4 separate regions of the Homo sapiens genome follow, and regions 2, 3 and 4 are each linked to region 1. Evidence: chromatin contacts called from ENCODE Hi-C or POLR2A ChIA-PET data. All regions are on one chromosome and are shown on one strand. The core of a region is the stretch at or near the end of the contact, and the rest is flanking DNA. Distances in the headings are between cores, read along the strand shown. Region 1 holds the start of HSPA1L (heat shock protein family A (Hsp70) member 1 like). Region 2 holds the start of TAPBP (TAP binding protein). Region 3 holds the start of PPP1R18 (protein phosphatase 1 regulatory subunit 18). Region 4 holds the start of TAP1 (transporter 1, ATP binding cassette subfamily B member).

Region 1 (3,485 bases), core at 549-3,048:
CCTGGATCAGCACCCCGGGTTGGTTGTCGGAGTAGGTGGTGAAGATCTGCGTCTGCTTGGTGGGGATGGTGGAGTTGCGCTTGATCAGGGCAGTCATCACGCCTCCGGCCGTCTCCAGCCCCAGCGACAGGGGAGCCACGTCCAGCAGCAGCAGGTCCTGCACGTTCTCGGACTTGTCCCCCATCAGGATGGCCGCCTGCACCGCCGCCCCGTAGGCCACAGCCTCGTCGGGGTTGATGCTCTTGTTCAGGTCGCGCCCGTTGAAGAAGTCCTGCAGCAGCTTCTGCACCTTGGGGATGCGGGTGGAGCCCCCGACCAGGACCAGGTCGTGAATCTGGGCCTTGTCCAGCTTGGCGTCGCGCAGAGCCTTCTCCACGGGCTCCAGGGTGCTTCGGAACAGGTCGGAGCACAGCTCCTCGAACCTCGCCCTGGTGATGGACGTGTAGAAGTCGATGCCCTCAAACAGGGAGTCGATCTCCAGGCTGGCCTGGGTGCTGGACGACAGGGTCCTCTTGGCCCTCTCGCAGGCGGTGCGCAGCCGCCTCACGGCTCGCTTGTTCTGGCTGATGTCCTTCTTGTGTTTTCTCTTGAACTCCTCCACGAAGTGGTTCACCAGCCTGTTGTCAAAGTCCTCCCCACCCAGGTGGGTGTCCCCGGCCGTGGCCTTCACCTCGAAGATGCCGTCGTCGATCGTCAGGATGGACACGTCGAAGGTGCCCCCGCCCAGGTCAAAGATGAGCACGTTGCGCTCCCCCTTGCCCGTTCTGTCCAGGCCGTAGGCGATGGCGGCGGCCGTGGGCTCGTTGATGATCCGCAGCACGTTGAGCCCCGCGATCACACCCGCATCCTTGGTGGCCTGGCGCTGCGAGTCGTTGAAGTAGGCCGGCACGGTGATCACCGCGTTGGTCACCGGGTAGCCCAGGTACGCCTCGGCGATCTCCTTCATCTTGGTCAGCACCATGGACGAGATCTCCTCGGGGTAGAATGCCTTGGTCTCCCCCTTGTAGCTCACCTGCACCTTGGGCTTGTCTCCGTCGTTGATCACCTGGAAAGGCCAGTGCTTCATGTCCGACTGCACCACCGGGTCGCCGAACTTGCGGCCAATCAGCCGCTTCGCGTCAAACACGGTGTTCTGCGGGTTCAGCGCCACCTGGTTCTTGGCCGCATCCCCGATGAGCCGCTCGGTGTCCGTGAAGGCCACGTAGCTGGGGGTGGTGCGGTTGCCCTGGTCGTTGGCGATGATCTCCACCTTGCCGTGTTGGAACACCCCCACGCAGGAGTAGGTGGTGCCCAGGTCGATGCCGATCGCCGCGGCTTTGGCCATGCCGGTTCCCTGCTCTCTGTCGGCTCCGCTCTGAGATTGGGGGCTGGAAACGGAACACTGGATCCGCGAGAAGAGCTCGGTCCTTCCGGACGCCGGAAACTCGACGCGCCGGTGCCTGCAGCCGCACAGGTTCGCTCTGGGAAGCCTTGGGACAACGGGAGTCACTCTCGAAAAAGGTAGTGGACTGTCGCAGCAGCTCCTCAGGCTAGCCGTTATCCGGACCGCTTGCCCCTGGGCTTTTATAAGTCGTCACGGAGACCCGCCTTTTCCCTTCTGAGCCAATCACCGAGCTCGATGAGGCTGCCAGGTCGGGAATATTCCAGGGTTTTCGCCTCCCGTCCTGCCCCCCAGCCTTCCTTGGACCAATCAGAGGCCAGAGTGCCGCCCCCTGCTCAGAACTCTCCAGAGTCTTCTGGGATTCACTGGAGGGGACAGGGACCCTGAGAGGAAGGGGGAGTGGCGGTGGGAAGGGTGTTGGTCTCCATGGCGATGCTGACCGCCTGCGCTTCAGCGCCTAATTGACAGGAAGGGTCGGCGCTGGGCTTTTAATTGTGGGGGCTTGCTGGGCCTGCGCAGTTGTGGGCAGGGGGCTGGTGCGGGGAGCGGGTTACGCGCGTCCAGGGGAGGGTGGGGGCGTTTGTGTTGACACCGCCCGGCCACGTTACAATGGAGATACTGTCTCTGACCTCATGGGCCAGTTTGGAAAAAGATTACTGAGTTGGAGCCGTCTCAAATTTGCAGGGAGGGACGGGGTGGGGGGTGGGGGGACCCCGGTTGTGCAGTTTGATATTGAGGGAGCCCCCACCTACTCGCTGGGGCTGCGTAATCTGGACGTTTCCAAACTGAAGCGAAGGCGTCGGGAGACTAGGTGAGCCAGTAGGGATCTGATTGATTGTGAACCTGAAAGGCTCAGTAGGTCCTTGTTTGGGAAAGTACTGGAAAGTTCCCTAGTTGGTTTAAGCCTGAGGTATGTGGGCGTTGGCTGATCCGGGTAGGAGGAGCACTTGGGGAAAGCTAAGATGGCTTCAGATTGATTGGTCGGAGCAGCCAGAATGGGGGAGGCGGGGGAAGGGAGTGCGGCCTGTCGGGGAAATGGGGAGGCGGGGAAGGCGGGGTAAGGGGGAGGCGGGGTAACTGGGAAGCGGGGGAAAGGGAGTGCGGCCTAGGAATCTGCGGTGTGGAGAGGGATAGACACTAAACCCTTTATTTTATTTTTATTTATTTATTTTTAATTTTTTTTTTTTTTTTGAGACGGAGTCTCGCTCTGTCGCCCAGGGTGGAGTGCAGTGGCACGATCTTGGCTCACTGCAAGCTCTGCCTCCCGAGTTCAGGCCATTCTCCTGCCTCAGCCTTCCGAGTAGCAGGGACTGCAGGCGCCCGCCACCGCGCCCGGCTAATTGCTCCACCTCCCGGGTTCAAGCTATTCTCCTGCCTCAGCCATCCGAGTAGCTGGAACTACTGGCGCCCGCCACCACGCCCAGCTAATTTTTTCTATTTTTTAGTAGAGACGAGGTTTCACCGTGTTAGCCAGGATGGTAGCCAGGATGGTCTCGTTCTCCTGACCCCGTGATCCGCCCGCCTCGGCCTCTCAAAGTGCTGGGATTACAGGCGTGAGCCACCGCCCCCCGCCCTTAAACCCTTTATTGATCAGTTATTGGCTCCAGAAAACAGGAGTTTTATTTAGGAGAAGGATACAGATACTGTCTGGAGTGCCATGTCGTTTGAGAAAACTGGAAGGCTTGTGGTTTTCTAGCAGTCATCTTCAGCCTGACTGGAATTTACTGCCGGTGAACCCCTAATAGAGAATATTATCCCAGGAAGGCAGCAGAACTCAAGTGTGGAGGCTGATGTCTCTTGAAGAGACCAGAATGTACACTACTCTTGGGTCATAAAGAGACAGAATCCCACAGTAAAATATATAGGAACAGGACAGTAGAATTAGGTCACTTGGGAAATTGAAAACAATATACAGCTACTTGCTTCCCAACTTCTTTGAGTAGCTGAGAATACTTTTGTCTACCCTGTCCAAAAAGCAGTCTGCCATGACAGTAGCGTCTCCATGTATTTGTATAGGCTTGCTCATAGCAACATTATTCTGTAAATTCTGTAATCTGTATCCATCGAGAGATAGATAAGCAAAATGTATATAGGCCGGGTGCGG
Region 2 (3,485 bases), core at 348-2,847, 1.5 Mb before region 1:
CCGCTCCTTCCCTTGGACATGCAGGGCAACCAGATCCTGGTCTTCCCGTCGTCGTCTTCATCCTCATCCTCACAGGCTCCTGGCCAACCACCAGGGAACCAAGCAGAACACGGGGCAGTGACCGTGGGGGGCACGTCGGTGGGGAGCCTGGGTGTGCCGGGTAGCGTTGGTGGGGTCCCTGGAGGGACTGGCAGTGGGGACGGGAATAAGATCTTTCTGTGCCATTGTGGGAAGGCCTTCTCCCACAAGAGCATGCGGGACCGGCACGTGAACATGCACCTCAATCTGCGGCCGTTTGACTGCCCCGTGTGCAACAAAAAGTTCAAGATGAAGCACCATCTGACTGAGCACATGAAGACGCACACAGGTCTCAAGCCCTACGAGTGCGGAGTCTGCGCCAAGAAGTTCATGTGGCGAGACAGCTTCATGCGCCACCGAGGACACTGTGAGCGCCGGCACCGCCTGGGCGGGGTCGGGGCCGTACCTGGGCCTGGGACTCCCACGGGGCCATCCTTGCCGTCCAAGAGAGAGTCTCCCGGAGTGGGCGGGGGCAGCGGCGACGAAGCGAGTGCGGCCACGCCCCCGTCCAGCAGACGTGTCTGGTCCCCACCCAGAGTCCACAAGGTGGAGATGGGCTTCGGTGGAGGTGGAGGAGCAAACTGAAGGGGCAGGCTACTGGGGTGGGGTAGCTTTCGGGAAAGGGAATAAGGAGCACGATGCAAGGGCGCTGTGGCCCCCGGGTGATCTCCCACCACACTTACTGTCTTCCTTTATCTCTGTGGACTTGTATATATTCTGGAAGGGGAACCACAGTTTCACCATCGCCCGCCCATTCTACTACTCAACCCCTCCCCCCCAAGGTATTTCCAGAACTAAACCCTTCCTTTCCCTCTGATGGGTACACTGAAGCCCCTGCTCCACAGAGTAGATTGCACATGGAGGGAGGGAGAGGGGGCGTGTTGAACATCCTGCAGTCACAGGGTCAGGGGTCAGGTGGTTGTAGTCTGTGCCTGAAGTCTGTGTTTGTGTTGTCGTGGAGACAAGGCCTTTGAGCCCCACCCTTGTCCTAGAACCTACCCCCTCTCAAGGATGCGCTCTTTATTTCTACCCTGTCTCTCCCCGCCACCCCCGACTTCCCGTGGAAATTCCCAACTCGGTTCTCATGGAGGAGTGGGTGGAGACAAGGAGGGAGTAAGTCGTAGGAGTACAAGGTTTTTATTTTTTTTAACAGTGATTAAAATATTTATTGGTCATTTACTTGGCTTCCCGATAACCCGTGTGTTTGCTGGGGACGCGGCACAGATAGGGGGAAGCCGGAGTAATGGTTTTCGGGCAAGTGGATGTTGGAGAGCACACACAGGAGTTGGGGGGCGGGGGAGGGCCTGGGGTTGGGGAGGGCTCGAACTCGGGGCTGCTGGGTAGTCCAGGAGGGCGCGGTAAGGCTGGGGTGTCCTGGTGAGAACTGGAGAGGATCTACCCGGGTCCCTGCCTGGCCAGTGGGGAAACACCGGTCCCCCAGGCACCTTCACCTAACCAGAGCGGGGATTTCCACCGCCCCTCATGCCGCCCTTTGGAGGAAAGTGAAAGTGAAAGGAGGAAGAGGAGGCTTCATGGCTGAGGAGGTCGCAGCGCCATGAAGTCCCTGTCTCTGCTCCTCGCTGTGGCTTTGGGTGAGCGAACCCCGCGACTCATCGCCCAAGAACTAGAGGGAAGCGGAGGGAGGTGGCCCCACTGGAGCCGATGCCAGGGTGGGAGTGGGGCAGGTCACCAGACATACAAACCGCTCCTCACTCGCGTCCCTATACGCCAGGCCTGGCGACCGCCGTCTCAGCAGGACCCGCGGTGATCGAGTGTTGGTTCGTGGAGGATGCGAGCGGAAAGGGCCTGGCCAAGAGACCCGGTGCACTGCTGTTGCGCCAGGGACCGGGGGAACCGCCGCCCCGGCCGGACCTCGACCCTGAGCTCTATCTCAGTGTACACGGTGAGTCTCTAGGGACTCGCCGCCCCCCTACCTCTGTCGCCTCCACCGAAACCCCCTCCTCTTTAGATCCGGCAGTGACCTCAGGCCTCAGCTTCCCCTTTGTAAAGTGAGTCTCACTACGGGGTAGTCTGTGCATTTGAAGTTCCCCGAACGCTGCCCTTCCAGCCCCTTTCCCGGCGGTGACTCTACAGCTGCAACTTCCTTCTCTACACTCAGACCCCGCGGGCGCCCTCCAGGCTGCCTTCAGGCGGTATCCCCGGGGCGCCCCCGCACCACACTGCGAGATGAGCCGCTTCGTGCCTCTCCCCGCCTCTGCGAAATGGGCCAGCGGCCTGACCCCCGCGCAGAACTGCCCGCGGGCCCTGGATGGGGCTTGGCTGATGGTCAGCATATCCAGCCCAGTCCTCAGCCTCTCCAGCCTCTTGCGACCACAGCCAGAGCCTCAGCAGGAGCCTGTTCTCATCACCATGGCAACAGGTAGCTGGGGAGGGGAGGTGGAGAAGGGTGGGTAGATTCTAAGGGTCCAGATCAGCCGGTGGTCTCGCTTTATGGACTTGAGCAAGACATTTCGCCAATCGGGGTTCAGTTTCCTTTTTTTGTTAAGAGAGGTGGTTTGGCTAGAATGAATCAATCTCTACCGCTCCTTCTAGCCCTCACCCAGTTAAAAAAAAAAAACAAAAAAAAAACTGCAGCTTGGCAGGGGGTAGGGGGAAAGCAGGGCCGGGCAGGGGGGTTACTTTCTGGTGTTTCGAAGGGCGGGGCTTTGAAGAGGTGGGGTTTCCCGACACCAGACCTTGAGAGACTTGTCAGGTGATGCGAGGTGGGAGGGGTTCAGAAGCAGGAGCGTTTTTTCTCTGCTCTTCCCAGATCTGTGTCTTGCTCTGCACCCTCAGCTTTGCGGGTCACTCTTTCAAAACCCAGCACTCTATCCCCACCTGCGCCCACACCCGGCGCTGCGGCAATCCGCAAAGCAAAGGCTCTTGCACTCTAGCGCGTTGACCTTGCCTGACAGCCCCGTGTAGGGATGTGCTGCCGCTCTGTGGTCCGCAAACAGGTGGGCTCGAGTGGGCGGATGGACGCGGCTGGAGATTGGATAGCTCCTATTGCACTGAAAGGTGCATTGCAGTTTGAGGCCCAGGAGTCAGAAGCTTTTCTAGGCTGGGACGTGGGAGGGACTGTGCAGATAATTCAAGAATGAGGAGAGTCTGACCTGGATATCTGGGAGCTCTCCCTCCTGGCAGCGGAGGCGGGGTATTCCGGGGTAGAATACCGGTAGAGTTCTTAGCTTTTCTATCTGGATTTTATGTCAGCGACACAGCCCGATGGACAGGGCAACCCCAACCAATCCCTGCACCCTCCCTTCCCTCCACCCTCCTGAGAATTACCCACAGAACCAGGGAGACAGACTTGAAACCCACGCTGAAACCCTCACCTCTGCCTATACCTCCATTCTTAGTCTCAAGCCCCCACCCTGGCAGAAGCTGAGGAACACTGCTCTTGTGTA
Region 3 (3,485 bases), core at 641-3,140, 1.1 Mb after region 1:
TACTTGAGACTTTATTCTCTGGGTCCAGCTCCATACCCTAAATTCTGAGTTTCAGCCACTGAACTCCAAGGTCCACTTCTCACCAGCAAGGAAGAGTGGGGTATGGAAGTCATCTGTCCCTTCACTGTTTAGAGCATGACACTCTCCCCCTCAACAGCCTCCTGAGAAGGAAAGGATCTGCCCTGACCACTCCCCTGGCACTGTTACTTGCCTCTGCGCCTCAGGGGTCCCCTTCTGCACCGCTGGCTTCCACTCCAAGAAGGTGGACCAGGGTCTGCAAGTTCAACGGTCATAGCTGTCCCTCCAGGCCCCAACCTTGCCTCACCACTCCCGGCCCTAGTCTCTGCACCTCCTTAGGCCCTGCCTCTGGGCTCAGACCCCAACCTAGTCAAGGGGATTCTCCTGCTCTTAACTCGATGACTTGGGGCTCCCTGCTCTCCCGAGGAAGATGCTCTGCAGGAAAATAAAAGTCAGCCTTTTTCTACATATGGCATGCAGTCTGTCAGTGTCTCCCAAGCTACAGGGCTGAGTTTGGGAAAGAAAGCCAGAGGGAGCCTGGGAGCACCGAACTGGAGTCTGGGCAGCCACCACGCCCTCTGGCAACCGCTGGGGTTCGGCCACCCCCGCAGACCCGCCCCCACTTTGCCAGAGCGGCCGGGTCCCCATTCCCATTCCTTCAAATCCCCTTTTTCCCGGCAGCCGACCTGTAGACCCAAGGGAGACAGGTTGAAGCTAGAAAGAGTCGGGGCAGCAGCTCTGGTAGGGGAGGGAGCATCCAAAACCTCTGGCTTCTGAGCGCCTCTCCTGCCGCCCATCCACAAAGCCCCCCACAGCCTGGCGGCTGCCCTCGACCCCGCAAAACAAAGGACTTCAGAGGCTGGACCTACAGACCCAGATGAGAAGGCAAAAGCGTAGGGAGGAGCGGCAGGAGATGGGAAGGGCGGGCCCCGCTCGGAGCAGCTGCCGCTTCCTCCCAAAGTCCCACGAGGGGCCTGAGTCACGGGCCACCGCCCTGGGTCGGCGAGCTGGGGGAAGGGATCTGGACACCTGGCGTGTCCGGGCGGGAAGCTGGTGAGGGCCCCTGGGGACAGAGCGGAGGACCAGTGGTTGGGGCGAGAAGAGGGCAGTCCCGCAGCGAGTCCCACGCGGGGTGGGAGGGATCTAGGCCCCGCCCTCTCCTCGGCTCCGCCCTGCGCCCCCTTCCCTCTCCTCATTGTCCTTAGACAAAGCGGTCGCCGCCCCCGCCCGGCCCCCTGGTCTCTGTCTCCGTCCCTCCTCCTTTGCTGCCTCTTTCCCTCCTCCTCTCCCTCCCTCCTCCCCTCCCTCCAGTCTCCGGATCTCCCTCGGTCCCTCTCTCCTCCTCTTCCTCTCTCTGGACGCCCGGCTCCTCCGCACCCCCTCCCCCGGGGGTCCCGCGGCCTGTGAGTTGACTGAGGGGCTCAGACTTGGGGAGTGGGTGTCTCCTCGCCCCTGTCCTTGCTCCCGTCCCTGGCCCGGACCTTGGCTGTCTCCTCTTTGTGCCGAGATTGTCAGTCTGTGCGGCTACAGCGGGGTGGAGACGGCCGGCTCTGTCACGGCTTCATGAGAGCGGGGACGGGGCGCAGGACTTGCAGGCGCCGGGGAGAAGAGACATGGAGCCGGCCCTTGGCACTCTGGGGTCGCGTGGGGCAGTCGGTGGGGGAGGCAGGCGGTGGTGACAGGACAGGGTGGGGGTGGACGCCAGGGTTCTGGGAACGCGCTGGCAGCCCTGACGCCCGGGTTCCGAAAGTCTCGGGGGTGGCTATTTCCCCCGACCCGCCTCGGGGGCGGAGTGCGGGGCAGAGGGGTGGGGGCTGGGGAGAGGCGTGGCCCGAGCGGTGCTGGAAGCGGAGCCGGGACCTTTGGGGCCCGCGCTGAGACGCGCCCGGCTGCTGCCGCCGCCCTCCTTTCCCCTCTTCCCTGGTTTCCCTTCTCCTCTAGACCTGTTCGCTCTCCGCCCCTCCTTGCCTCCCCAACACCCCCTCAGGTCCCGTTGCCTCCTGGTCCTTTCAGGGATTCCTGGTCCTTCCTTCCCACACTAGCCTCCCTGGGGTATCGCTGAGGCAGCCTGGCCTGCACCCAGGTTCCCCTCACCCCTGCCACATTTCTCTCTTCTCCCTCACGCCAACTTTCCTTTTCGCCCTTCTCTCTCTTTCTCACATCCTAGAGACGGTCTTTAATACGCATTAACCCTGTGCTGCCACATCTGGCTCCTGCCCTCATTGCCTCCAATCCGGACTCTTCCTCTCACATCACCCCCACCACCCCCAACTTGGGCTCACAACTTCTCTTCACTTTTTCCATTTCCCCAGTTCTCTGCCTTCCGTCTTTCCCTCTGTCCTCATCCTTAGCCCCTCTGCCCTGCTTTGTGTCCCACCTCTCCCCCTCCACTTCCTCTCCTCCCACCCTCAGTCTCACCCCCGGGCTGTCTCACTCTCTGGAGCCTCTCCTTCCTGTTCTCTGTCCCCAGTGCTCCCTACCCTCACCTCAAGACGACCATGGCCACCATCCCAGACTGGAAGCTACAGCTGCTAGCCCGGCGCCGGCAGGAGGAGGCGTCCGTTCGAGGCCGAGAGAAAGCAGAACGGGAGCGCCTGTCCCAGATGCCAGCCTGGAAACGAGGGCTCCTGGAGCGCCGCCGGGCCAAGCTTGGGCTGTCCCCTGGGGAGCCTAGCCCTGTGCTAGGGACTGTAGAGGCTGGACCTCCAGACCCGGATGAGTCTGCGGTCCTTCTGGAGGCCATCGGGCCAGTGCACCAGAACCGATTCATCCGGCAGGAGCGGCAGCAGCAGCAGCAGCAACAACAACGGAGTGAAGAGCTGCTAGCAGAGAGAAAGCCTGGGCCTCTGGAGGCCCGGGAGCGGAGACCCAGCCCTGGGGAGATGCGGGATCAGAGCCCCAAGGGAAGAGAGTCAAGAGAAGAGAGACTAAGTCCGAGGGAGACCAGAGAGAGGAGGCTGGGGATAGGGGGAGCCCAAGAGTTGAGCCTGAGGCCTCTGGAGGCTCGGGACTGGAGGCAAAGCCCAGGAGAGGTGGGAGACAGGAGCTCCCGACTGTCAGAGGCATGGAAATGGAGGCTGAGTCCTGGAGAAACTCCAGAGCGGAGTCTGAGACTAGCAGAGTCTCGAGAGCAAAGCCCCAGGAGAAAAGAGGTGGAAAGTAGACTGAGCCCAGGGGAATCTGCCTACCAGAAGTTGGGCCTGACAGAGGCCCATAAATGGAGACCTGACTCCAGAGAGTCTCAGGAACAGAGTTTGGTACAACTGGAGGCAACAGAGTGGAGGCTGAGGTCAGGAGAAGAAAGACAAGACTACTCGGAAGAATGTGGGAGAAAAGAAGAGTGGCCAGTTCCAGGGGTAGCTCCAAAAGAGACTGCAGAGCTGTCCGAGACCCTGACAAGGGAGGCCCAAGGCAACAGTTCCGCAGGAGTGGAGGCAGCAGAGCAGAGGCCTGTGGAAGATGGCGAG
Region 4 (3,485 bases), core at 275-2,774, 1.0 Mb before region 1:
CCACTTCTACTTCCTACTTGCCACTGCTCATTTGGCAGTGAGGGGAGATTTCCCAAATTATAAGTGGTTTCACTGTGTCTTTCTTACCAGGCCGTAAGTTACTCTGGCCCCAAAGGACGCTCCTCTGAGTATGCTTTCCGACGGACCGACTTATCATGAATAGAGGGTCAAAGAACAGGGTTAACTTCAAGTTAGAGGCTATTCCTCTCTAACAAAGCCGCCCCCAAGCCACGAGTGGTGGCAGTAGTCCAGAGCAGAAGCCAGCCAGCCAGTCTTGGGGCTGCCATCTGCCCCAGGCGCCCATCCTAAGCAAAGTCCCCCCAGTGGGCACATGGGAGTGGGCAGGGAAGACACAGGGAAGGGAGTAAGGCAGCATCTGGGCCAAGGAGAGGCCTTCCTGGGTCAAGCTAGGGAAGGGCATCACTAGTTAACACAGAACGCCCATTATCAGTGCTTGGGCTAAGAGTTGCCCAGTGGCAAGTTTATCAAAAGTCTGTGTGATGAGTTGGTCCTTCTCAATAAGTGCCTATATTTCCTTCTCCCAAGTGCTGTTCTACTTCACCCAGGGCACCATTTCCTCATCTCTTTGCACCATCCCCAACCCCCTTTCTTGATTTAACCAGCCCCCACTGTCCGGGACCAGAGTGAAAGCGAAAGCGCTTTAGAGTAGCTTCCCGTTGACGCTTCCAGCTAAGAGTCAAAGCACCCGCTTTTTCCACCAGCCTCGCGTGCCTGTTCCCTTCACGGACACTCTAGACGACCCCCCTCAGAAAAGAAATACTCTATGCTCATTGCGGGTTGCAAGCGCTGGCTGCTACAGGCGACCTCCCTGCGCTCCCGTTGGTCTCTGCATTCACTTCTCCGCGCGCGCTTCCAGGGTCCCCTGGCCGCTGCATCTCCTCCACCCCTCTGCCAACCCTCAAGCCCAGACCCATTACCCCGGTGTGGACTTCTCCCGCCCGGGGTAAGTCCCCGGTTGGTGCTCCCGCCCGCAGCATCCCTGCAAGGCACCGCTCTCCTCGCCGCCTGGGGCACTGGTTTCCAACCTGGGACAGCGCACAACGCGCAGCCGACAGCCCCGCCCCTTCGCGGCGCCGCCAGGAGGCGCCTGGGTGCTGCGGGGCTGCTTTGCGCGCGGCGCTAACGTGTGTAGGGCAGATCTGCCCCGAGACAAGTGACGAGGCAGCCCCGCCCTGAGGCTGGGGTGGGAAAACTGGTGCAAGTGGAAAGGCAGGAGGCAGGGAGAGGCGAGAAGGGTGTGCGTGATGGAGAAAATTGGGCACCAGGGCTGCTCCCGAGATTCTCAGATCTGATTTCCACGCTTGCTACCAAAATAGTCTGGGCAGGCCACTTTTGGAAGTAGGCGTTATCTAGTGAGCAGGCGGCCGCTTTCGATTTCGCTTTCCCCTAAATGGCTGAGCTTCTCGCCAGCGCAGGATCAGCCTGTTCCTGGGACTTTCCGAGAGCCCCGCCCTCGTTCCCTCCCCCAGCCGCCAGTAGGGGAGGACTCGGCGGTACCCGGAGCTTCAGGCCCCACCGGGGCGCGGAGAGTCCCAGGCCCGGCCGGGACCGGGACGGCGTCCGAGTGCCAATGGCTAGCTCTAGGTGTCCCGCTCCCCGCGGGTGCCGCTGCCTCCCCGGAGCTTCTCTCGCATGGCTGGGGACAGTACTGCTACTTCTCGCCGACTGGGTGCTGCTCCGGACCGCGCTGCCCCGCATATTCTCCCTGCTGGTGCCCACCGCGCTGCCACTGCTCCGGGTCTGGGCGGTGGGCCTGAGCCGCTGGGCCGTGCTCTGGCTGGGGGCCTGCGGGGTCCTCAGGGCAACGGTTGGCTCCAAGAGCGAAAACGCAGGTGCCCAGGGCTGGCTGGCTGCTTTGAAGCCATTAGCTGCGGCACTGGGCTTGGCCCTGCCGGGACTTGCCTTGTTCCGAGAGCTGATCTCATGGGGAGCCCCCGGGTCCGCGGATAGCACCAGGCTACTGCACTGGGGAAGTCACCCTACCGCCTTCGTTGTCAGTTATGCAGCGGCACTGCCCGCAGCAGCCCTGTGGCACAAACTCGGGAGCCTCTGGGTGCCCGGCGGTCAGGGCGGCTCTGGAAACCCTGTGCGTCGGCTTCTAGGCTGCCTGGGCTCGGAGACGCGCCGCCTCTCGCTGTTCCTGGTCCTGGTGGTCCTCTCCTCTCTTGGTAAGGGGAACGCAGGGCAAGAGGGGAGGACACAAGGGGACTGGGACAGGAATCAAAGGTAATTGTCAGTAAGGTAGAGTAGCGTGGGTTCTGGGAAATGTGGAGCAGGAGAAGGACTCCTAGCGTGGGTCTTGGAACACCACTTCGGTGTAGAAGAAACGGCACTGGACTGGCGGGGGCCAGAGGTTCTGGGCTCCATTGCTGACCGGGTCTTGATTCTTTGGGCCACGCCGGAAGCGGGGAAATCCTTTGCTCTGGGGCCGAAGGGCGGGGCATCCTCATCTCTAACAGGAGGCTTTTCTACTTCATGATCTCCAGCCTTCCTAATAAAATCCTGAAAGTTCTGGTAGAGCAACCACAGGGTAGTGAGTTCCAGGGCAGCCTATTTAGGTTCGGGATTGAGACGTCAGTGTTTCCTTTCTGCTGATGCCCTCCAGGATAATGGTGAGGGGGAGGAGGCGTGGTGGGGCCAGTCTGACTGGAACTGACCTACTTAGACTTAATATTTGTGCGTGACCTCTCTTCTCTTTCTCCAGGGGAGATGGCCATTCCATTCTTTACGGGCCGCCTCACTGACTGGATTCTACAAGATGGCTCAGCCGATACCTTCACTCGAAACTTAACTCTCATGTCCATTCTCACCATAGCCAGGTCTGGGGGCTGAAAATGGGGCACCCTGCAAATGAGGGAGTTGGAAGTTGGGGCTGCTGTCCGAAATGCACTTATATGGGGATACCTGGGACCTTCAGTCTGTTCCCTGAACACACCCTGATCCCCTTTTTTTCCGGGTTCTTTATAGTGCAGTGCTGGAGTTCGTGGGTGACGGGATCTATAACAACACCATGGGCCACGTGCACAGCCACTTGCAGGGAGAGGTGTTTGGGGCTGTCCTGCGCCAGGAGACGGAGTTTTTCCAACAGAACCAGACAGGTTTCTCCTGAAACTCTTTCATTATACGCCATGTACTGTTCATATCCTCATACATCTGCTTTGATCTCCCCCCTCCCCGCTCTCTCTCTCTCACACACACATACACACATTGTTCCTTCTCATTCTTGATATACCCTCTCCCTGTCTCTCTCTCTCTGTCTCTGTCTCTCTCTCTCTCTCTCTCACACACACACACACACAATTGTTTTTCTCATTCTTGATATACCTCAGGAGCAAAATATTGTCCTCCTTACCTTAAGAAAAACCTAGAGTTTTCATCTAGCATTTTCTTATAAATCTATTCCTATGTATCCTTAGATAGAAACCATAGAATTTCAAACCTGGAAATTTTGAGCTCATAGAGAC

What was found. Hi-C counts contacts between places; a loop is a spot of excess contacts on that map. ChIA-PET counts read pairs that join two places held with the same protein, here RNA polymerase II (POLR2A). Pooled maps may share reads with other maps.
Region 2: POLR2A ChIA-PET joins it to region 1 with 14 read pairs in PC-3. The contact joins the promoter of TAPBP here to the promoter of HSPA1L in region 1. A Hi-C loop is called at or near these places in 4 of 50 pooled maps. POLR2A ChIA-PET finds 5 or more read pairs at or near these places in 4 of 52 experiments (Caco-2, K562, PC-3 and 1 more).
Region 3: a pooled map shows a loop between it and region 1 (3-fold over the local background). The contact joins the promoter of PPP1R18 here to the promoter of HSPA1L in region 1. A Hi-C loop is called at or near these places in 2 of 37 single-sample maps with no recorded cell type and 6 of 50 pooled maps. POLR2A ChIA-PET finds 5 or more read pairs at or near these places in 2 of 52 experiments (H1 and Panc1).
Region 4: a loop to region 1 is called in a pooled map, with 2.8 times the contacts of the local background. The contact joins the promoter of TAP1 here to the promoter of HSPA1L in region 1. A Hi-C loop is called at or near these places in 1 of 168 maps with a recorded cell type or tissue (tibial artery) and 8 of 50 pooled maps. POLR2A ChIA-PET finds 5 or more read pairs at or near these places in 3 of 52 experiments (H1, activated CD4-positive, alpha-beta T cell and activated T-cell).

Annotation. Positions count from the first base shown.
Region 1 is chr6:31,813,596-31,817,080 of GRCh38, reverse strand. It overlaps HSPA1L (heat shock protein family A (Hsp70) member 1 like), which reads left to right and starts at 1,798. Exons shown (of 2, transcript NM_005527.4): 1 at 1,798-2,192. HSPA1A (heat shock protein family A (Hsp70) member 1A) reads right to left here and starts at 1,538. Exons shown (of 1, transcript NM_005345.6): 1 at 1-1,538. The coding sequence starts at 1,324. RefSeq lists enhancers at 1-329, 330-899, 1,606-2,435.
Region 2 is chr6:33,312,190-33,315,674 of GRCh38, reverse strand. TAPBP (TAP binding protein) reads left to right here and starts at 1,597. Exons shown (of 8, transcript NM_003190.5): 1 at 1,597-1,670; 2 at 1,811-1,981; 3 at 2,198-2,458. The coding sequence starts at 1,634. ZBTB22 (zinc finger and BTB domain containing 22) reads left to right here. Exons shown (of 2, transcript NM_005453.5): 2 at 1-1,257. The coding sequence ends at 663. RefSeq lists a silencer at 9-303 and enhancers at 1-383, 384-1,043.
Region 3 is chr6:30,685,050-30,688,534 of GRCh38, reverse strand. It overlaps PPP1R18 (protein phosphatase 1 regulatory subunit 18), which reads left to right and starts at 1,890. Exons shown (of 3, transcript NM_133471.4): 1 at 1,890-3,485. The coding sequence starts at 2,517. NRM (nurim) reads left to right here. Exons shown (of 4, transcript NM_001384369.1): 4 at 1-486.
Region 4 is chr6:32,851,743-32,855,227 of GRCh38, reverse strand. It overlaps TAP1 (transporter 1, ATP binding cassette subfamily B member), which reads left to right and starts at 1,524. Exons shown (of 11, transcript NM_000593.6): 1 at 1,524-2,189; 2 at 2,726-2,840; 3 at 2,989-3,119. The coding sequence starts at 1,592. PSMB9 (proteasome 20S subunit beta 9) reads right to left here and starts at 1,036. Exons shown (of 6, transcript NM_002800.5): 1 at 939-1,036. The coding sequence starts at 998.